Regions from separate parts of the Homo sapiens genome. Here region 1 is linked to region 2. Evidence: chromatin loops called from intact Hi-C (ENCODE). Cell type or tissue: dorsolateral prefrontal cortex. All regions are shown on one strand. Links, peaks and the distances in the headings refer to the core of each region. The heading gives the core; the rest is flanking DNA.

The links. Peaks named below come from ENCODE experiments on the same cell type or tissue, not always from the same donor. Only the 100,000 strongest peaks of a DNase experiment are listed, where the experiment ranks them.
Region 1: a loop joins it to region 2, with 3 times the contacts of the local background. A loop is called at or near these places in 9 of 110 quality-filtered maps.

The regions. Positions count from the first base shown.
Region 1 is chr2:135,568,005-135,580,454 of GRCh38, forward strand. All of the region lies in intron 1 of R3HDM1 (R3H domain containing 1), which reads left to right. Among named protein-coding and RNA genes, the nearest start is that of R3HDM1, 43 kb to the left of the region's middle. In dorsolateral prefrontal cortex, for the core only: a CTCF peak has its summit at 5,833 (motif pointing right); no DNase peak of the experiment used is centred there.
Region 2 is chr2:135,702,511-135,714,449 of GRCh38, forward strand. R3HDM1 (R3H domain containing 1) reads left to right here. Exons shown (of 27, transcript NM_001378107.1): 22 at 6,923-7,026; 23 at 7,549-7,721. Among named protein-coding and RNA genes, the nearest start is that of UBXN4, 33 kb to the right of the region's middle. In dorsolateral prefrontal cortex, for the core only: CTCF peaks have their summits at 7,571 (motif pointing left) and 7,794; a DNase peak (open chromatin) is centred at 7,581; H3K27ac peaks cover 550 bases.

The DNA.
Region 1 (12,450 bases), core at 1,410-9,409, 140 kb before region 2:
GCCTCCCAAAGTGCTGGGATTACAGGCCTGAGCCACCATGCCTGGCCACATTTTTGTGTTTTTTTGTTTGAGACAGGGTCTTACTCTGTCACCCAGGCTGAAGTGCAGTGGTTCAATCACGCCTCACTGCAGCCTCAACTTCCCCAGACTCAGGTGATTCTCCCACCTCAGCCTCACAGGTAGCTGGGACTATAGGCACATGCCACCATGTCCACTAATTTTTTGTAGATATGGAATTTCACCATGTTGCCCAGGCTGGTCTCAAACTTCTGGGCTTAAGTGATCCGCCCACCTTGGCCTCCCAAAGTGCTGGGATTATAGGAGTAAGCCACTGCACCTGGCCACAGTTTTTTTGTTTGTTTGAGGCGGAGTTTTGCCCTTGTTGCCCAGGCTGGAGTGCAGTTGTGTAATCTCCGCTCACTGCATCCTCCACCTCGCAGGTTCGAGTGATTCTCCTGCCTCAGCCTCCCGAGTAGCTGGGATTACAGTGTCCGTCACTACACCCGGCTAATTTTTTGTATTTTTAGTAGAGACATGGTTTCACCATGTTGGCCAGGCTGGTCTCGAACTCCTGACCTCAGGTGATCTACCCGCCTTGGCCTCCCAAAGTGCTGGAATTACAGGCGTGAGCCACTTGTGCCCGGCCTGGCCACAGTTTTTTTAACCTTTGAAATAGAGTTAGTATTCATACAAGTTTAACAATACTTTTTTAAAAGAAACAGTTTTTCATTTAAAAAACACTTCTATTCATAGGGCGTATTGGTGACCTCTCGGAAGAAAGGGATAAGGAGTCGTCACTTGGCCGGTAAGGGAAATAGACTCAAGTGGATGAGGTCCAACGATTCAGTCTTGAGATTTCACTGCCCTAAAAGTCAAATAATGTGTAAGAGGACAGCGAAGGGAAGACTTCCTCCTCCCCCACCCCCACCTCAGGAAATCCTGATCTTAATTCTCACTCTGTATACCCAGTCACTCAAACCAGAAACTTGGGCATCATATCTCCTCTGTCTCCTCCAGTCCAGTCACTTACTAAGTCCTGCAGTTTTTACTGTGGCCTATTTAAGTTTCAGTGGTTTAATATTCTGGAATACATAGGCTAGATTTGCCCTACTCTGTAGGAATAAATCAGAGTAGATGGTGATGTTTGTCAGTTAAAACTATTAAGAATGTAGAAGATTTTTTTTAATTTCGCAATTACTGCCAGGCACGGCAGCTCATGCCTGTAATCCCAGCACTTTGGGAGGCCGAGGCGGGTGGATCACAAGGTCAGGAGTTCGAGACCAGCCTGGACAACATAGTGAAACCCCATCTCTACTAAAAATAGAAAAATTAGCCAGGCATGGTGGCGCACGCCTGTAGTACCAGCTACCTGGGAGGCTGAGGCAGGAGAATTGCTTGAACCCGGGAGGCAGAGGTTGCAGTGAGCCAAGATTGAGCCACTGCACTCCAGCCTGGGCAACAAAATGAGACTCCATCTAAAAAAAAAAAAATTCATAATCACAGAGAAATAGGTAGTATATCAAAGTAGTTAAGCACATGGATTATAGAGCCAGACCACTCACTTCAGATACTAGACTCTACCGCTCACTGGTTGTGTGACCTTAAACAAGTTAGTTAACCTATCTGTCTCAGTTTTCCCAGCTCAGAGATTAGGATGTTAGTACAACTTGCCTCATAGGGAATGCTTAGAACATACCTTTCATATAGTAAGCTCTTTTTTTTTTGTTGTTGTTTTTTTTGGAGAGGGAGTCTCGCTCTGTCACTCAGGCTGGAGTTCAGTGGCACAGTCTCGGCTCACTGCAAGCTCCGCCTCCTGGGTTCACGCCATTCTCCTGCCTCAGCCTCCCGAGTAGCTGGGACTACAGGTGCCCACCAACATGCCTGGCTAATTTTTTGTATTTTTAGTAGAGACTGGGTTTCAACATGTTAGCCAGGATGGTCTCGATCTCTTGACCTCGTGATCTGTCCGCCTCGGCCTCCCAAAGTGCTGGGATTACAGGCGTGAGCCACCATGCCCGGCCAGTAAGCTCTTTTTAAGTGTTAACTCTTGATCCATTTGTTGTTTTCATTCAAGAATTAGAAAAATCGATTTCCTCAGCTGATGATTTTGAATTAACTATTGATTGTAAACATCTCTTTTATTTACTAGGATATTTGAGATGAGGAATTTTAAACAACTAAATTATTCTTATTTTCTGCCACTTAAGCTTGTGTTCCACCAACTGCATCTAGAATAATTCTCTGACCTTTCATTTGCTACACAAGTTCAGTTATCTCAGTATTAAATGTCATGTAGGGTAGTAAAGTATCTTCCATGTGTAATGATGTGTCTGTATGCTGTAGGAATACATAAGCAAATATTGCCTTCTACTTTGTGGCCCATGTACTTGCAAACAAAAAATCTTTCATTTGATTTCTGTTAGTGATTAGATGACTGTGTTACAGTTACCTTCAGCCTCTCAAGAATCTATTTTGTATAACTTAATTAGCAGCTGAAAAGAGGAGAGAAAACTTGTTTATATACTCAAAGGGAAAGAAGAACTTTTTTGGAAAAACAAATTATGGATTGCATTGTGCATCCCACACCTAATGCTAGAATCAGTTCCCCTTTACAACTGTCTGAGGACCTAGGATAAAAATTAGTTCTCCCAAAGTTGTAGAAATGAGCACAAGAAGATAGAAATTAAGTAATTCACAGACTTCGTTGTAGAGATTATGTGTAATAAAGCTTCTTGCCAGTATTGACAAAGTCCTTGTTGCTCTTACATGCCATCAAATGTACAATTTTATTGTTCCAGGTCCTTTGCTCTTTTATTTAGCTTTGTTGTCTTAATTTTAAAACTATTTTCGTTTTTAAAAAATCATCTAGCCTGAAGTGTCACAAAAGTATTTTCAACGTGTGTGTTGTAGCCTAATGGTGGGAAGACTCATTTAGGCAATGACTTGATCAAAAATTGCATTTTGACCCCTCAGAAAAGTCAATATACTTATTAGCATTTTTTATTTACTTTTCTTGAGGCCAAAAATAACTATACATTGTTTTTTAAAACATGCCTATACTGCCAGAAATTCCTGGAGTTGCGACATATTTTTTTAGTTAATGAGGAATATAAAATGTTTGTTGAAAAATGTTTTTCAAGTATGTCAGATTCAGATAAATTGGGTTTCATCAAATTAAAAAGTTTTATATTTTATAGGATGCCATCAAGAAAGTGAAATATTTTCACAGATGGAAAAAAATATTCACAAACCATGTATCTGATAAAAGATTTACAGGATGTTTACTAGCAAAATTTTATTTTATTATTTTTTTTTAATTATTCATTTATTTATTTTTTAGAGCTGGAGTCTTGCTGTGTTGTCCAGGCTGGAGTGCAGTGGCACAATCTCGGCTCATTGCAACCTCCACCTCCCCGGTTCAAGCAATTCTTCTGCCTCAGCCTCCCGAGTAGCTGGGACTACATGCGCACACCACCACACCCGGCTTATTTTTTGTATTTTAGTAGAGACCAGGTTTCACCACGTTGCCCAGACTGGTCTCGAACTCCTGAGCTCAGGCAGTTCGCCCGCCTCAGCCTCCCAAAGTGCTAGGATTACAGACGTGAGCCACTGCACCCGGCCTAATTTTATTTACTTTTTTAAGACAGGGTCTCACTCTCTTGCCCAGGCCAGAGTGCAGTGGCACAATCACAGCTCACTGCAGCCTCTACCCCTGGGGCTCTAGCGATCCTTTCACCTCAACCCCCAACGGAGCTGGGACTACAGGCACACTCTACCATACTGGCTAATTTTTGTATGTTTTGTAGAGACGGGGTTTCACCATGCTGCCTAGGCTAGTCTCGAACTCCTGGACTCAAGCGATCTACCCGCCTTGGCTTCCCAGAATGCTAGAATTATAGGTGTGAGCCACTACATGTGGCCTGCAGAATTTTATTTTGTTTTATTTTATTTTATTTCGAGACAGTGTCTCACTTCGTCATCCAGGCACCACGTCATCCAGGAGTGCAGTGGTGCCATCTCGGCTCACTGCAACCTCCACCTCCCGGGTTCAAGCAATTCTCCTGCCTTGGCTTCTCCCAGGTGGCTGGGATTACAGGCACACACCACCACGCCCAGCTAATTTTTTTGGTTTTTGTAGAGACAGAGTTTCACCGTGTTAGCCAGGCTGGTCTTAAACTCCTGACCTCAAGTGACCCAACCTTGGCCTCCCAAAGTGATGGGATTACAGGCATGAGCCACTGCACCTGGCCCCAGCCTGCAAAATTTTAAAAAATGATAAAGGACGTGTATACAGAATACATAAGGAGCTCTTATGACTCAATAGTAAAGACACATAACCCAATTTAAAAGGGGCAAATGATCTGAATAGATATTTTTCCAGAGAAGATACACATAAGGCCAATAAGCACATAGAAGGATACTCAACATTTTAGCCATCAAGGAAATGTAAATCAAAACCAAAATTGAAATCAAAACCACAATGAGATACAACTTCATGCCCACTAGGATGACTATAATAAAACAACACACACAAGAATTGGTAAGGATGTGGAGAAATTGGAACCGTCCTACATTGCTCTTGGGAATGTTAAATTGTACACAAATTGCTGGGGAAACAGGGTTGTCATTTTACCCAACAAGTCAACCCAGATATATAGGCAAGAGAAATGAAAACGTGTTCTCACAAAAATTTGCATAATACATGAATGTTCATAGCAGCATATTTATAATAATCAATAGATGGAAACAAGACAAATGTTATCAGCTGACAAATGGATAAACAAAATGTGTATCCATGAAATGGAATATTATTTTCACTGTAAAGGATGAATTGCTGATAAATCCTACAGCTTGGATGACTCTTGATATCACTGTGCTAAGTGAAGGAAATCAGCCACAAAAGACCATATATTGTATGATACCATTTATATAAAATGCCTAGAATAGGTAAATCTATAGAGACAGTAGATTAGTGGTTGTCTCGGGCTGGATGGGGAATGGAGGAATTAGGAGGCAATAGCTAAAGAGGGCAGTTGCTCTATGGGATGATGAAAATATTCTAAAATTGATTGTGATTGTTACATAACTATGAATATACTAAAAAGTATTGAATTATACACTTTAAATGGGCAATTATATGACATGTCGTTTGTATGTCGATAAGCTGTTACCAAAAGAAAATTTTCAAGGAGGACTTCCAAATAGCTAAAGACAGTAGTGGTCATCGATCTACTGCCTCCCAATTTTCCTTCAAATAAATATAGAATAAGAAGGACAAAAATCTATACAGAATTTGAAGACATAGCATAACTTGAAGAGAATTTAAGACTTCAGTATAACTGTAACTAAAAAGAGAGCACTCACCAGATCCTGGCATGTGATCTCTTCATACTCCCATTCAGCTCCTGCCTGCCGCAAGACTTTGTGGCAAGCACAGGCAAAGAAAAATGAACACAAAATGGAGAGGGAATCTTAACGTTATCTAAATGTTCAGCCAGAAGAAGTCCATCCTAAGTCTGAAAATTCTTTTTTTTTTTTTTAAGGTTTCCAAATAGAATAAGAGTAGGGATTATAAGGGAGGGACTTAAAAATACATACAATCTGAAGAGGCAGTCTTCAAAGTGCGTAGCTTATAGGGGAGAAAAAGAAGGTACATAAGAAGAGGAGAAGCACCCTTTGGCAGTTGAGTGGTGAAAAGGTAATAAAGCAAAGGAGGAAATTCAGAATGCAGCAAAACAAAGAGAACCACAAAGTTACAGGATTCATAGCCAACTGTTCCCCCCACAACAAAACAAATAATTGGCAGGACTTTGCTATACTAACAGAAGAGGGCACTGTTAAAATAGGAATCTTGTAAAACATCCCAGTAATATGGTGCTTTAATAAAAAAATTTATAGCAGTAAACACATTTATCTGAAAAAATGAACATAAATGAATTAAATTTCCAGCTCAAAACAAAATTTAGGAAAACAAAGTAAACCTAAAGAGCATACCCAGAAGGAAATAATAAGGATAAAAGCAGAAATTAATGAGGTAGGGAATAGAAAAACAAGACCTAACAAATCTGTATTCTGAAAATTTAAAATTATAAAATAGACAAACGGTTAGCTAACTTAATCATGTAAAGGAAAGGAGTAAAACATAGATATGCAAAATAAGATAAAGCGGTAAATAACCACTAAAAATAATTTTTAAAAAATTTTAAAATCACAAGAGACTACTTAGCAGACCTCACTGCAGTTATTTGAAAACCTAGATGAAATGAGTAATTTTCTAGGGAAATGCATATTACCAACATGGAGTTAGAGAAGTTGAAGAGACTAATTTCCATAAAAGAAATAATTCTTCTAAACTATCCCACCAAAAGGCATTAGACCTGAATGGTTTCACAGAGCAATTCTATCAGACCTTCAAAGACCAGATAGTTCCACTGCTGCATAAATTGTTCCAGAGCATTGGAATGTTGGAAAGCTTCTGAATTTCTGTGAAACAAATATAGTATTGATACTTAAACCTGGTAAGAACAGTATTGAAAAAAGAAAGCTATAAATCAGCATCCCATAAGAATATTGATGCAGAAGTGCTAAATTAAATATTATCATTGTGAAGTGATATACCATGACCATGTGAGATTTATTTCAGGGATGCAGGGCTGGCTTAATGTTAGGATACTCATTAACATACTCCCTATTGATAGATTTGTGAGGAAAACTCAGTGTCTCCATAGGTGCTGAAGGAGCCTTCAACAAGACCACCCATTTTGTGATATTTCTCTCCCGCTCTCTCAAATAGGGATTGTGGGATACATTTTTGAAATGATAAAATTTATATATCTTAGTCCTAAAGCCAGGAATCTTATATATAATGGGAAATACTAGAAGTATTTCCACAGTATACAGAAACAAGGCAAATGTGCACTATCTTCACTGCTGTTCAACATTATAATGGAGGTATTAACCAATATAGTTAGATACATCGATTTAAGGCATAAGAATGGGTAAAGAAGAAAGACTATCTCTGCAGATTATATGATAACGGGTTGAGCATCCCTAATCTGAAAGGCTCCAAAATTCAAAACTTTTTAAGCAGTCACACGATGCACAAAGTAAATGCTTATTGAAGCACTTCAGATTTTGGATTAAGGGTGCAATGAAAATAATGAAGAAATTCCAAAATGCAAAAAAATTCAAAATACCTCGACCCAAACTGTTTTTTGGTTTTGGCCAGAGTGCAATGGCACAATCTTGGCTCACTGCAACCTTGACCTCCCAGGTTCAAGCAATTCTTCTGCCTCAGCCTCCAAAATAGCTGGGATTACAGGCACCTGTCCCCACACCTGGATATTTTTGTATTTTCAGTAGAGACAGGGTTTCACCATGTTGGCCAGGCTGGTCTCGAACTCCTGACCTCAGGTGATCCACCCGCCTGGCCTCCCAAAGTGCTAGGATTTACAGGCGTGAGCCAACATGCCCGGCCCAACCCAAACATTTTTGATAAGGGATAGTCAACCTGTAATATGGCTGGAAAACTACAGGGGATCACTGGTAAAATTAATCCAAATGATAATAGAATTCAATAAAATAGCAGGATATAAAATTAACTTAAAAAATCAATAGACTCATATACAGACAGTAGCCAGTTAGCAGTCAGTCACAATGGTAGAGAAAACTCCACTTACAATAGCAACAAAGATTAAATACTTATTAAACATAAAAATGTACAAAACCTACAGGAAGAAACTTTTTCAATACTTAAGTCATAAAATTAGATTTGAATAGGATGGCTCATCATTATAAAGATGTCAGTTCTCCTTAATTTCTGAAATTAATGCATTCACAGTAAAAACACCAAGAAGCCTTTTTTACTTTTTAAGTTAGACAAGTTGATACTAAGTCTTATGGGAAAACAAACATACAAGAATAGCCAGGAAGAAACTGGAAAAGAAAAACTGCTGGTGGGACTAGCTCTACCAGACATTAAAACATATACTATAAAGCTTCTATAATTGAATCTGTGTGCTACTGTCACATGAATAAATAAATAGAGAAGTGGAATAGAAAGCCCAGAAACAGACACAGGTACAAGTGGAAATAATAAAAATGGTATCTTGGGCTGGGCTCAGTGGCTCACATCTGTAATCCTAGCACAATGGGAGGGCAAGGCAGGGGAATGACTTGAGCCCAGCAGTTTGAGACCACCCTGGATAACATGGCGAAACCCTGACTAAAAAATTAGCAGGCATGGTGGCTTCTCAGGAGGCTGAGAGATGGGACAATTGCTTGAACCCGGGACATCCAAGACAGCAGTGTGCCATGATAGTGCCACTGCACTCCAGCCTGGGTGAAGGAGTGAGACCCTGTCGCAAAAAAAAAATAAAAAAAAGTGTTAAATCACTGAGGTAGAAATTGGCTTTTTAATAAATGGTACCGATATATCTGAATGTCCCAGATAATAAATGATACCACTGAATAAATAGTACTGAGATATTTAGAAAGAGATAAAATTAGATACACATCTTGTACCATGTATAAGAATAAATACAACATGTACACAGGTTTTCATAGCATTATTCATAACAGCCAAAAAATTCAAACTTATATGTCCATTGACTGATAATTGGATAAGCAGAGTGTGGTATGTCCATACAATGAAACATATTTCAGCAATAAAAAGAAAAGCAGTGATACATGCTACAATGTGGGTGAAACTTGAAAACATTATACTAAGTGAAATAAAGCAGTCACAAAAGGCCACAGGTTGTATGATTTCATTTATATGAAATTTCAATGATAGGCAAGTCAATAAAGTGTGAAAGTAGATTAGTGGTTGCCGGGGGCTAAGGGAGTTTGGTCTAAAGAGGGGTGACTGATGAAAGGTACAGTAGTTTCTTGTTGGAATAATGAAAATGTTCTAAAATTTATTGTGATGGCTACACAACTGTATGAATATACTAAAAGCCACTGAACAAGACACTGAATGAATTTAAATGGATGAATGTATGCTATATAAATTATATCCAATAATTAGCTGTTACAAAAGAAAAAAAAAAAACCTCCAAACAGGTTAAGAATCTAAATGTTTAAAGAGAGAGAAAAAAAGACCATATAAGAAAACCCATGTTTTCTTATTTAACCTTTGTGTATGAAAAAGGCTTTTGGGCTATGACTCAAAATGCAGAGACAACCAAAGATTGACAAATACGTCTATATAAAAATAAGAAAATTTTACATGGCAAAAACCGACATGAAAAAAAGTCAAAAACACAAGCTGACAAACTGGAAGAAAATTTTTTCAACATATACCTTAGCCAAAAGGCCTATAGCACTAATGTATACTACACTTGATTTTAGCCAAAAGGCTAAGAAGCCATATCCCTAATATATAAAGAACTCTTAATAATTAAATGACCAAAAAAAAAAAAAAAAAAAAAAAAAAGCCTTGAGCACCAAAGGACCAAAGACCTGATAGAAAAAATGGGGAAAAGACATAAATGGACAACTCACAAACAATGAAAATTGGGCCTTAAGCACATAAAAAGTTTTAAGTTCATACAGAGAAATAAGCTCACGCCTGTAATCCCAACACTTTGGGAGGCCAAGGTGGGTGGATCACCTGAGGTTTCTCAACCTCGAGACCAGCCTGACCAACATGGAGAAACCCCGTCTTTACTAAAAATACAAAAATTAGCCAGGCGTGGTGGTGGGCGCCTGTAATCCCAGCTACTTGGGAGGCTGAGGCAGGAGAATCGCTTGAACTCGGGAGGCAGAGGTTACGACGAGCCAAGATCGCGCCATTGCACTCCAGCCTGGGCAACAAGAATGAAACTTCATCTCAAAAAAAAAAAAAAAAAAAAAGTGAAACAGCACTTAGACGCCATTTCTCATCTACCAGATTAGTGAAAACTAAAAAGAATGACAGCTAATTCTGTGCAAGGCACCTTCAGATACTGCTGGTAAAAATACACACTAGCATAGCTCTTCTTCTGAAGAGCAGTGCCTAATAAATTGACATATGCACTTATCTTTTGACCCAACAATCCCACTTCTAGGAATCTTCTCTAAAGAAGTTTATCCATTTTAGGAGTGTTTGTAATTGCAAAATATTGCAAGTAGCCTAAATACCCATGCAGGAGAATGATGAATAGATGATGGTACAGCCACACAATGGAGCAGTACTGTGTCACTGTAAGAAAGAATGAGGAAAATCGCTGAACTACTTGCAGTGCAATTAAGGGAATTAAGTATGAAGAGTATCTATAATATGCTACTCTTTATGAAGCAGGGAAATACAGGCACAGATGTCAACTTAATGTGTGAAAGAAATACCAGAATGATAAACTAGAAACTATTGAAACTGGTTTCTTACAGGGAATACATGAGAATGGGGTAGAAAGATTGGGAGTAATGGGAATAAGATAGTAGGGATAGGGAGCAGCACTTCTCTGACTATAGTTTTTTATATGACTTTGACTCTCAGAACCCTGGTAATTTTTTACGTAGTCTCCAGAAATAACATAAAATAACTTAGATGTTGGCAAGTGTGGAGAAAGGAGCCCAAAATGTAATGCAAGCACTAACAGATGAACAATATTAACTTGATTTATGAAGTCAATGAATAACACTGACTTGAGTGGGGAAGAAAAGAACTAAGTAACTTTGGAAAACAGTATTTTGATTAGGCATTCTAAAGCTAAACACAAGACAAAAAACAAATATTGTAAGTAGTAAATGTGTTTCTCACAGAGGTATCGCTTAGGAATTCTGAAACTGCCTTTTGTGTAAAGTTTTAAAAATAAGTGAATATATTGTAGATAATGAAAGTCAGACTTCTCATTGTTGTATAAAGAAGTTACAGATTAAGATAGTAGGCTAGAATTAACCCTGTGTTCATTGACTGGAGTTTGAGGTATCCATATGAAGTCGTGGTTTTTAATATATATGTATATATGATGTATGAATACAAAAATACATAATACAGATGTGTGAATATGTGTATACTGTACATACACATATTCCCGAGCTCTGTCCTGAGAGAGCCAGAGGAATGATATCCTAGTAAGCACATTAGTGTTCGGATCTTCTTTAAATGCCATTCTCCAGTAAAGGGAACCATGGGTCCTTCGAAAAATGGTTGAGTCTGGCGCAAGAATAATACAAGATGTGCCTGGAACATCACGTGGCGCCAGAAAGTAATTCAAAAAATGATTAGGGCATGTTGAAAGGACAACAGGAACCAATCTGTTGGAACTCCCAATGGCCCAAAGTGGGATAATTTGAGAAACAAAATAATGAGAATATTAGATTGTAACCCACAAAATAAAACACATGTACAGGCATTTAGGTAGATAAGATAGATGGGAGGGATAGGAAGGACAGCTCTTCCTTACATGGAATTCCAATTAGCATAGATGAAAAGAGAGAAATAAAAACCATCATTAGGCAGACAACACTATGATAAATATTGCATGCAAGAACTATCAGCAGATACTCAATGGAGAAGTTGTGATGAAAAGCAGGATATTTTCAAGGTCACAAAATATCTCCCCACAAGATATGAATTACAAAGAGAAAAATGGTAACTATGGGGTGGCGGGGGGGGGTGGAAATGGCAGATACCACCTTAACCAGGTAAAGTAGAAGTCACTAGTAATCTGAGACACGCCAGCGTCATGTGTTCCCTGATGCACTGAAAGGGCACAATTTCACTTCCGCGGTATCCCTACCAAAAATGCCTAAGTTCAGTCTAATCATGAAACTGGTGGTGTTTGCTTAAGGAATCTAAATAAGGTCTGTAGATTAGTTAATAGTGTTACATCAATGTTAATTTTCTGATATCAGTAATTGTACTATAATTTTGTAACACATTATAAGGGGAAGTTGGATGAGGTATATACAGGAAGTCTGTGCTATTTTTGCAACTTTTCTCCGAGTCTAAAATTATTTCCAATAAAACATCTTTAAAAATAGGGGCCGGGCATAGTGGCTTGTGCAGCACTGTAATCCCAGAACTTTGAGAGGCCGAGACAGGCGGATCACTTGAGCCCAGGAGTTCAAGACCAGCCTGGGCAATATGGCAAAAACCTGTCTCTACAAAAACTAGCCGGGCATGGTGGCATGCACCCTTTAGTCCTAGCTACTCGGGAGGTTTATGTGGGAGGATGGCTTGAGCCCAGGAGGTGGAGGTTGCAGTGAGCTGAGATCGCACCACTGCACTCCAACTTGGGCAAGAGGGACACCCTGTCTCTAAATAAATGAATGAATAAATGATAAAGGTTTGAGGTACCAGGTATCTATTGTTACCTAAACTCTTGTTATCTGAGCTCAGAAGCCAGAAAAATTTTCATGACATAGTAAGCTTTGCTATCAGGGCTCTCACTATTTGAACTAAGACTGAATAGAGTCACAAGAGATACTTGTATTTATTATTGGTTTTTTTTGCAATATTATTGG
Region 2 (11,939 bases), core at 3,940-11,939:
ATTAGCCGGGCATGGTGGCAGGCACCTGTAGTCCCAGCTACAGCAGGAAAATGGCGTGAACCCAGGAGGGCAGAGCTTGCAGTAAGCCGAGGTCATGACACTGCACTCCAGCCTGGGCGACAGAGCAAGACTCCGTCTCAAAAAAAAAAAAAAAAAAAATATCAGGCATGGTGATGTGTGCCTGTAATCCCAGCTACTCGGGAGGCTGAGGAAAGAGAATCACTTGAACTTGGGAGGTGGAGGTTGCAGCGAGCCGAGATCGCACTCCAGCCTAGGTGACAGAGCAGGACTCCTGACTCAAAAAAAAGAAAAACATATAGAGTAAAGAGATCTCAGTCTAGGAACAGACTTAAGAGGTGGCAAAAGAGAGCAGCATAGAATCAACTATACTAAAACTGAAATTATTGTTTAGCAGGTGTTTTCTATCACTTCATTGACCCACTAAAGTGCTGTCTCTAACAGATCTGCTAATACGCTGCTTGATGATGGCTGGTTCATCCTAATGCGCTGGTCAGAATATGCCCCATCTCAAGATCAGTCATTCTCCAGGAGCATCAGAGACATCTTTGTGGTGAATTGTGTTTATGATACCTACCCTCCAATTTCTCAAGCCGAAGGCATCTTTTCCATTAAATATATAATGTAGACTCTTTTTTAGGTTTCATGCAAATACTTGTTTAAGTACTTAAAAAGTTCAGAGCTCCTTTTTAAGGAATATATTAGCCCTTCTTGCAGGTACTTCTGCATCCTACCTATTTATTAAATGGGAAATAATCCTCTTTGGGCAAGATTTCCAGCCCAGCTTCTAAGTTTCCTAGTAAAACATGAAGTATGTTTTATATGTGATACTGGAAGGCTGGATTTCTCTATAATTAACTGCATGCTGTAAATTTATTTTAGAATACAATTATGATATTCTGCAATCCAGCACCTGCCAGTGGCCTAACTGCTTGCTTTCCTTATCATCCTGGCAGTTATATAATCCCTGGGCTCACCATTTTATCTTAGCTGCCAAGAAACACAAAGCTACATTCAATGCTCTATGAAAGCAACAATCTTAGGGCAGGCGTCCCCACTCCCTTTTTTTAATACTTCATTTTTTAGTCAAATTCAGTTTTTTTTTAATGGCTCACATTAGGGAATAGATGAGCTATAAATTAATGCTTTTATAAATATGAGCATTTAACCAGAAAGCCCAGATAAATCAGCTATTAGCATTTAAAGGAAAACCCAAAAAATGACACATTAAAGATTTTGACATTTATTTTCATTAATTGAGCATATAGTCAAATTCTGATTAATTGAAAGTTTATATTATACTAGGTATATATACCCTCACCACAAAAAATATATATAAAATGGAAATTACTATGACTTTGAGAAAGCTTATGAGGCAGAAAGTTGGTGTTTTCTTCCAGAGACTACAAGCCTAGTTGAGCATCTGACCTGCAAATGAATTGGTTATTTATTCATTTATTTATTTATTTAGAGACAGAGTCTTGCTCTGTTGCCCAGGCTGGAGTGCAGTGGTGTGATCTCAGCTCACTGCAACCTCCGCCTCCTAGGCTCAAGCAGTTCTCCTGCCTCAGCCTCCTGAATAACTGGGATTACAGGCACCCACCACCACGCCCAGCTAATTTTTGTATTTTTAGTAGAAATGGGTTTCACCATGCTGACCAGGCTGGTCTCGAACTCTTGACCTCAAGTGATCCGCCTGCCTCAGCCTCCCAGAGTGCTGGGATTACAGGCATGAGCCGCCACACCCGGCTGAACTGAAGGTTTATATTGCAGAATATCAGCATAAACATCTTCAAATGGCCATACTCTGACATCTGCTGAAGTTTTCTGAAGCAGATTCAAATTGTTTCATTGAAATTAACTTTCTACTATAACATTTAAAAGCTAAACTTTTCAGTTTTCAAAAAGCATTTTAAAGTATTGTTTATAATTACAAAATGCATGCATGCTTTTTTTTTTTTTTTGAGACAGAGTCTCTTTCGCCCAGGCCAGACTGCAGTGGTGCCATCTCGGCTCACTGCAACCTCTGCCTCCCGGGTTCAAGTGATTCTTCTGCCTCAGCCTCCCAAGTAGCTGGGATTACAGTCATGCACCACCACACCCAGCTAGTTTTTGTATTTTTAGCAGAGATAGGGTTTCAGGCTAGTCTCAAACTCCTGACCTCAAGTGAGCCGTCCTCCCCGGCCTCCCCAGATGCTAGGATTACAGGCATGAGCCACCACACCCAGCCTCTTACAGAGTTTTAATGTAGCTGAAATCTTACTGTATATATTTCACTTATTGGTCATAGTAAAAATTTTTTCATCCTATTAAAAATTCATTAATATAATTTAATGATCATACTCTTACATTTTATGAATATACAATAATATATTTACCCTATTGCAGAACATTTAGGTCGTATCTTTTTACTTTATTGAACCATCTTGTAAGCAATTTTAATTACTCCCTTGGCATGAGTCCTTAGAAGGGAATTAGTAGGTTAAAGGATGTGACTGTTATTAAGGTCCATGGTACATTTTGCCAAAATCTTTGATTCACAGTCCCAATATGTACTGACTCCGCTTTACTGTTTTCACATTTCATAAATGGCAACATGTATTAATTTGGCTCTGTGATTATTAATGAAGTTGTACATTTTTATGTTTGGCTGTTTACACTTTGAATTATTTGGCCAAATCTTTCATCATAGTTTGGTAAGGCAAGTGCTAATTGCATGTTTAAGTGCTAATGGCATGTTTGTTGATGAAAGAGCTGAAGTTCAAATAACATGTTCAGACTCATATAACGAATAACAAGTAGAGTTGGAACACAGCCCTGTGCTCCCTTCTGACACCCAAATACATGGTGCTTTGCCCTAGGTCAGGTATTAAATGTCAAAGGCATTAAAATAGCAATGTACTGTCACTTGAATTTGCAAGATCTAGTGAATATATCTTAATATCAAGCATTGATATTGCTTGATATTAAGCAGTGGTGGGCGCTTGTAGTTAGCTACTCGGGAGGCTGAGGCAGGAGGATCACTTGAGCCCAAGTGTTCAGTGCTTCAGTAACCTATGATAACACCACTGCATTCCAGCCTGAGGAATAGAGTGAGACCTTGTCTGTTTAAAATAAATAAATAAATAAAATCACACTTTGATAAAGTAAGTTTCTAACTTTAAAAATACATTATATTTGTCATTTTTTTTATCATGGCTTCAATTCCAAAACATGGTAAGAATGAATAACTAATTAACTGGAGAGAAGGGGAATTTCTCTGAATTACCCTATAATGTTAAAGGAATAAGATGAGCACTGTAAAAAAACTCAGAAGAAGGACCGGGCACAGTGGCTCACGCCTGCAATCCCAGCACTTTGGGAGGCCAAGGCTGGCGGATCACGAGGTCAGGAGATCGAGACCATCCTGGCTAACATGGTGAAACCCCGTCTCTACTAAAAATACAAAAAATTAGCCGGGCGTGGTGGCGGGCACCTGTAGTCCCAGCTACTCGAGAGGCTGAGGCAGGAGAATGGTATGAACCCGGGAGGCGGAGCTTGCAGTGAGCCAAGATTGCGCCACTGCACTCCAGCCTGGGTGACAAAGGGAGACTCCATCTCGAAAAAAAAAAAAAAAAACTCAGAAGAAACCTGTGGGATATCCTATAATGTCTTTCATCAATCTCCAGTGATCTTGTAGAAGCATTTCACAGCAGTTTGTCTGGCTCTACCTTACGTAGAGAAGAGGCAGCTCCTAAACAGGAAAAAAATATTGGTAATAATTTTTATTGCAGTGGCCTTAATACAGTTGAAAGTGGATATTTTGATTTTTTTTTTTAGTTTACATATCCATAGTTTTGTTTTTGTTTTTGTTTTTGTTTTTGTTTTTTTTGAACATTCTTGGGTGTTTCTCGCAGAGGGGGATTTGGCAGGGTCATAGGACAGTAGTGGAGGGAAGGTCAGCAGATAAACAAGTGAACAAAGGTCTCTGGTTTTCCTAGGCAGAGGACCCTGCGGCCTTACGCAGTGTTTGTGTCCCTGGGTACTTGAGATTAGGGAGTGGTGATGACTCTTAACGAGCCTGCTGCCTTCAAGCATCTGTTTAGCAAAGCACATCTTGCACCGCCCTTAATCCATTTAACCCTGAGTGGACACAGCACATGTTTCAGAGAGCACAGGGTTGGGGGTAAGGTCATAGATCAACAGGATCCCAAGGCAGAAGAATTTTTCTTAGTATAGAACAAAATGAAAAGTCTCCCATGTCTACCTCTTTCTACACAGACACAGCAACCATCCGATTTCTCAATCTATTCCCCACCTTTCCCCCTTTTCTATTCCACAAAACCGCCATTGTCATCATGGCCCGTTCTCAATGAGCTGTTGGGTACACCTCCCAGACGGGGTGGTGGCCGGGCAGAGGGGCTCCTCACTTCCCAGTAGGGGCGGCCGGGCAGAGGCGCCCCTCACCTCCCGGACGGGGCGGCTGGCCGGGCGGGGGGCTGACCCCCCCACCTCCCTCCTGGACGGGGCGGCTGGCTGGGCGGGGGGCTGGCCCATTCATAGTTTTATGTCAGGACTTTTCAGGAAGTTTGGGGATAAATGGGATTATTTGAGATTGATGTTTCATTTTTCTGTTAAAGGGTAGGATATCAACTTTGAATGACTAGGCCTGGTGCTTTACTTTAAAAGTCCTTCTTTCCCTCCTGTCTTCCAAAGGAGGAGAAACTTGTGAAATTACTATAGAACTGATTCATCTCTGGTATAATATATTTGTATTTTTAAAGAGAGAGTGTAAATACTGACTTCTGTGCTTTCTTTTTTCTAAAGTGTTTAAGTGATTTAAGAGGGTGTCTCATTGCCTAGTCTATGTCCCTTGAATTATCTATACGTCTCTCAGAAGATAAGTAGAGGCCTGGAACTCATTTACATAATTCTAAAACTTGATTCTTACTCATTTACCTAACGGGTAATCTAGTGCTAGAAACCCACTAGAGTGGTAAAATGAAATCGCAGTTTGTAATTTAGTAGAGTATGGGCTATATTGCTTACTTCAGTGACCGACCTGAGTATTCCCTTCCCTTTGCAGGATGGCTTGCTTTCACCCACATGTCTCAGACCTTAGCAAACAAGATCAGAGTGAGGGGCATGGCTCAGGAGAGCTGTTCACATGGGTTAGAACAGAGCCTAAAAAACCTTCCACCTCTGGGGACCTTTCTGTTTTCCTCAATTTCGGCACATTTACAGACTTAAGCTGTATTATTTCCACAGGTAGCTAATACTTATATTACACATTACAACCATAATTAACATAAATTTCAGAAAGTACTGTTTTCACTTATGATCCAAAATCACTTTCTATTAAATCCTCCCTTTATATCTCTTTTTCCCTTTTATTGAACCGCTCTGAGTTACTGCCCCTAAAAAGGCATAAAGCTTTACTAATTCTTATTAACTGTCAGCCTGAAAGACAGAATTAACTTTTTATTATGGAAATCTGTAAACATATATAAATATAAACAGAAGTATACTGAACCCATATATGCCCATCACCAATTATGTAATTACTAATCTGTTTTCATATAAATCTCTGCCTCTTCTCCCTCCAATATTAGTTTGAAATAAATCCCAGGCATCATAGTATTTCATATCCATGAGTATTTCAGCATATGTATCCCTGAAGGATTTTTTAAATCCCACATAATATCATTTTATATCTTAAAATATTGAGGTTAATTCATTAATTACATCAAATATCCAGTTAATATTTGTATTTCCTTCTGCCCCGCAAATATTGCTTATGTTTTTACACATTTGTCTTAGAGTTTCCCATATTCTGGATTTTACCGATTGCGTCATCATACTGTCATTTAACATGTCTTCCTGTATTCTCTGTAATTCAGTAGTTTTGTATAAAGTTTAATGCAATTATACGAGACACAGGTGCAAAAAGTTATTCCAACTAAATTAAGAAATACTGTTTTTGTAAGACAGCTTTTTAAAATGACAAAGACAATAGAGTTTTAGATATAAATTATGGCTCTCAGTTACTCATGAATTCTCAGAATAGTATCATTCTGTGGTTTTTAACTATTATAAAAAAATTCTAGAAAAAACTTCAGAGATAATGTTATGACAAACCCCATATTAATTTGAGTCTGAAAGACTGCTCAGGCCAGGTGCAGTGGCTCACACCTGTAATTCCAGCATGTGGGGAAGCTGAGACAGGAGGATCACTTGAGGTCACGAGTTCAAGACCAGCCTGGCCAAAATGGCAAAACCCCATTCTACTAAAAATGCAAAAAGTAGCCGGGTGTGGTGGCAGACACCTGTAATCTCAGCTACTTGGGAGGCTGAGGCAGGAGAATTGCTTGAAGCCTGGAGGCAGAGGTTGCAGTGAACTGAGATCGTACCACTGCTCTCCAGCCTGGGTGACAGGGCAGAACTCTGTCTCAAAAAAAAAAAAAAAAAAAACTAACTGTTCAAAAATACAGCAGTAACTTAATGGTTTCACACTAATAGCCTTTAATTTTTGTCAATATTTTGTTAACTATGTCAGAACATGTTCTGTTGTTTCCTCTATTCTTAGTAATTAGTCTCGCTCTGTCGCACAGGCTGGAGTGCAGTGGCGCAATCTCGGCTCACTGCAAGCTCTGCCTCCTGGGTTTACACCATTCTCCTGCCTCAGCCTCCTGAATAGCTGGGACTACAGGCACCTGCCACCACGCCCGGCTAATTTCTTGTATTTTTAGTAGACATGGGGTTTCACCGTATTAGCCAGGATGTTCTCGATCTCCTGACCTCGTGATCCGCCCGCCTTGGCCTCCCAAAGTGCTGGGATTACAGGCGTGAGCACCGCGCCCAGCCCATTCAAGAATGTTTATAGTCATCCTCCTCTCATTATGCTGTTTTTTTGTTTTTTCCATAGCTCTTCAGTAGGTTACCTGCAACATCCAGGATCAGAACAAGTACAATTTCCTCGAACCACTTCACCATGCAGTTCCCAGCAGCTTCAAGGCCACCAATGTACAGGTATAAAGAAATCAGTGAAAATAAGATGATTGGTTCATATGAGAAATAGTTCGATTACTTTCCTTAGGCATTTCTACAAAAAGCTTCTCAATTTGTGATGTGCTGAAATACACCCACAATATTGAGGGTGCTGTACTGAATCATAGTTAACATGTGCAGTCCACTTCTTCCTTTCCTTCTACTGCTGCTATCACAGTACTATCCTGATTCTCCTTTCTCAGAAGTATTGATACTCTCTAGGGTTATTTCCTATGCCTTCTGTCATTACTCTTCCAGCTGTTCCTGTTTACTCCAAATTACCTTTATGATAAGTGAGATGTTTAGGCCTACAGAGTCCATCTTAATGCCTGTTTAAACACACAATACTTGTAGTGTGATGCACTAGGGCTTCAACCTGGTTTTCTTAGTTAATAGTAAAATTTTATTCAGAAATGTAAAATTACTACTGTTATCCTAGTGTTCAGAAACACCAACTAGTTGCTAAAATATTCTGACTATAGCATCCTAAATTCTGATTTTCAGCTGGACCACCACCGCCACCTGGTGGGGGGATGGTGATGATGCAGCTCAGTGTACCAAACAATCCACAATCTTGTGCCCACTCACCCCCGCAGTGGAAACAAAACAAATATTACTGTGATCACCAGAGAGGACAGAAGTGTGTAGAATTTAGCAGTGTAGACAATATTGTCCAGGTAAGATGGTTTTGTTCATTATCATTTTGAAACGTTACATTTTTGTTACCTAAGATTGACTTATAAGGCTTGAATTTGAAATCCCGTCAGCCAGATTAATAAAAGAATTTGGGCCAGGCGCGGTGGCTCTCCCCTGTAATCCCAGCACTTTTTGGGAGGCTGAGGCACGGGGATCACCCAGTTTCAGACCAGCCTGACCAACATGGTGAAATCCCATCTCTACTAAAAATACAAAATCAGCTGGGTGTAGTGGCACATGCAAAAATACAAAATCAGCCGGGTATGGTGGTAGCATGCATCCCAGCTACTCAGGAGGCTGAGGCAGGAGAATCGCCTGAACCCAGGTGAGTGGAGGTTGTAGTGAGCCAAGATCGTGCCATTGCACTCCAGCCTGGGCAACAAGAGTGTAACTCTGTCTCAAAAAAAAAAGACGGAGGAAAAAAAGAATCAGTGTTTAAATATTATTTGCTAACTTCTGCGTATTCAAAAAAGTGTTTTCTAACTTAAAAAGATAAACTAGATCTAAAATTTGGTGAAGAAAAATAAGCATTTATCCTACCTTTCCCATATGACTATATATTAATGTAACCAAATAGTTGATAAGGGAATGTTCTCTGTAGAATAATCCAGTTAATAAATGCAGAAGCAATGGTAGAATTAGAAAATTGCCAGAAAATCATCAGCAGATCCTAAAAATATTAGATTAAAAAGTTTTGGTTGAGAAACTGCTCACTTTAAAAAAAAATTTTGAGAGGTATTTTAAATGGATGAATTAGAGAGACAGCCCTGAATCCACTGATCAGTTGTAACATCACTAAAAGTGGGCCAGCCAAACATTATTTACCTCTTCATGTGGTATAGAAGGAAGTACACAGCATTACTTATGATATACTCTTACCGAAATTTGAATCTATTCAAGCCTCTAACCCTAGCTACTAGTTTATGGGAAATATAAGAAGAAACAAAAACAAATTACCTGATACCTGATACCAGTGGGACATTTTACTTGACAAATTGGCCCTGTTACTTGAATAGATGGCATTTTGAAATAGGAGCTTGGTCTGTTATACATTAAAAGAGACTCAAGAGGTATAATATCAGATATAATGTATGGATCTTATTTGGATATTGAATGATCAAAAGACATTTTTTAAGGCCAGGCGCAGTGGCTCATGCCTGTAATCCCAGCACTTTGGGAAGCTAAGGCAGACCTGGAACGCAGGAGTTCGAGACCAGCCTGGGTAACATGGTGAAACCCTGTCTCTATAAAAAATACAAAAAATTATTCGGCCATGGCAGTGTGCACCTGTAGTCCCAGCCACTCAGGAGGCTGAGGCAAGATTGCTTTATCCCAGGAGTTCAAGGCTGCAGTGAGCTATGATCATGCCACTGCGCTGCCCCCTAGCAACAGAGGGAGACCCCAACTCTTTGAAAAAAAAAAAAAAACCCAGGCACAGTGGCTCATGCCTATAATCCCAGCACTTTGGGAGGCCAAAGCGGGCAGATCACCTGAGGTCAGGAGTTTGAGACCAGCCTGGCCAACATGGAGAAACCCCGTCTCTACTAAAAATACAAAACTTAGCTGGACGTGGTGGCGGGCACCTGTAATCTCAGCTACTCAGGAAGCTGAGGCAGTAGAATTGCTTGAACCCAGGAGGCAGAGGTTGCAGTGATCTGAGATCGTGCCCTTGCACTCCAGCCTGGGTGACAGAGCGAGACTCTGTCTAAAATTAAAAAAAAAAAAAAAAAAAAAAAAAGAGTTGTCCGTTAGATATAAATGTTTGTATACTGAAATATTTACAAGTAAAATGCTGAGATTTGCTTTAAATACTTCAGGAAAAACAAAGCCAGGGCGATCACAGTTGAACCTGGATGATGGGTACATGGAATTTCATTATGCTTTTCTATCTATACTTTTATATACTTGAAATTTTATAGAATTAAAAGGTTTTATCTTTTGTTGAGAAAAGGTTACCCTCTGACACCAGGCTGGACTGCATTTGCACAGTCACAGCTTACTGCAGCCTCAACCTCCTGGGCTCATCATTTAGAGACAGGGTCTGGCTCTGTTACCTAGGCTGGAGTGCAGTGGCATGTTCTGGGCCTACTGCAGCTTCCATCTCCTGGGCTCAAGCCATCCTCCCACCTCAGCCACTTGAGTAGCTGAGACCGCATGCACACCACCATGCCCAACTAATTTTTTTTTTTTTTTTTTTTTTTTATAGAGATGGGGTATTGCCGTGTTGCCCAGGCTAGTCTCAAATTCCTGAGCTCAAGCGGTCCACCTGGCTCAGCCTCCCAAAGTGCTGGGATCATAGGCTTGAGCCGCTTTACCCAGCCAGGTTTTAACTTTTTTTAAAAGATACAGGTTGGGCATGGTGGCTTACGACTGTAATCCCAGCACTTCCGGCCGGGCACGATGGCTCACGCCTGTAATCCTAGCACTTTGGGAGGCCGAGGTGGGAGGATTACGAGATCAGGAGATCGAGACCATCCTGGTTAACATGGTGAAACCCCGTCTCTACTAAAAATACAAAAAATTAGCTGGGCGTGGTGGTGGGCGCCTGTAGTCCCAGCTACTTGGGAGGCTGAGGCAGGAGAATGGCGTGAACCTGGGAGGCGGAGCTTGCAGTGAGCCAAGATCGCCCCACTGCACTCCAGCCTGGGCAACAGAGCAAGACTCCGTCTCAAAAAAAATAAATAAAAATAAAAAAAATCCCAGCACTTTGGGAGGCCAAGGAGAAAGGATCACTTGAGTCCAGGAGTTCAAGAGCAGCCTAGACAACATAATGAGATTCCATCTCTATAAAAAAATTAAAAATTAGCCAGGTGTGGTGGTATACACCTGTAGCGCTAGTTACTTGGGAGGCTGAACCAGGAGGATTGCTTGACCCTGAGTGGTAGAGGCTGCAGTGAGCTGTGATCACACTACTGTACTCCAGCCTAGGTAACAGAGTGAGACCCTGTCTCAAAAAAAACAAAAGGAGGGGGAACAAAGGTTATTACAGATCAGCTCACAAACTACCAATGGCCATTAAACAGATGAAAATATAAAACTACTTTTCATCTATATAATTGGGAAAATTCAGGAAGACCAATAATCTGCCGTAGTAATAGTTTGGCAAAGATCAAGTTATAAGCTCTGGGACTCTCTTTGTGGTAGTGTAAATTGGTACAGCTCTTTGGAATGCACTTTGGAGACATTTTTCAAAATGTAGAATTTGATCCACAGATATGCTTCTGGAACTTTACCCAGTAAAAATTAAATAATAAGTGCAAAAATATGTGTACAATATTTCTTTTTTCCTGTTGTAATATTGAAAAACTGTGAACAGTCTTGACATTCACCAGTGGGTAACTGATTATTACTGTGCCATTTAGGAAAATGCCCTTAAGTGTGTAATACTGAAAAGAATAAGATAAACCTACTATTGAAATGGTAGTTTGTAAATAACCAGTCTCCATTAAAAGGAACTAGGGCTCCTTAGAAAAATAACTGTTGCCAGAGTTGGTGCAGGGAAAGTACCAGATGGGTGTAGGCCATCTTGGCTATGCCAGAAAGTAAGGAAGGGATGGAAGAAAAATAGGGACGTCTTGAAGAATACAGGATCAGGAGTGGAGGTTTGGGGCATAAAACAATGATAGAAATGAATGATCATCCATAGAATAAAATAAGAATTCATGAGTCCATACTGATAAAAATCAATAAATGGAAAATGAAACTGTCTTACCTTAGTGTAATATAAAGTGATAAATGTAGAATCGTGAAATTAAAAGATCACCACCAAGAAAACCATCAGGCAAGAGTCACCACTAGAGGCTACAAAACTAGTGGGTGAAATTCTGAGGAAAAGCATAATTTTTTTTTAAAGTATCTCCCTACAAGATACTTAAAACTACAAAGGAAAAAAATTGTAATTTACAGTGGAGAAACCTGATAGGCACCATGTTAACAAAGCAGTCGAAGTAAATATCACCAATACTGTGATGAGAGATAGACGTCAGGTTCCTTCTGATGTGATCCATTGAGAAGGACACATTACTTCTCTGGTGTTCCTTTCCCAAATATATAACATGAACTTTTTAATGAGGAGACAGCAGACAAACCCAAATTGAGGGACAGTCTACAAAATAACTGATCTTCCAAAACAAATCTTCAGAAATGTCAAAGTCATGAAAGAAAGAAGAGACTGTGCTGTTCTGCTTCAGATTAAAGAA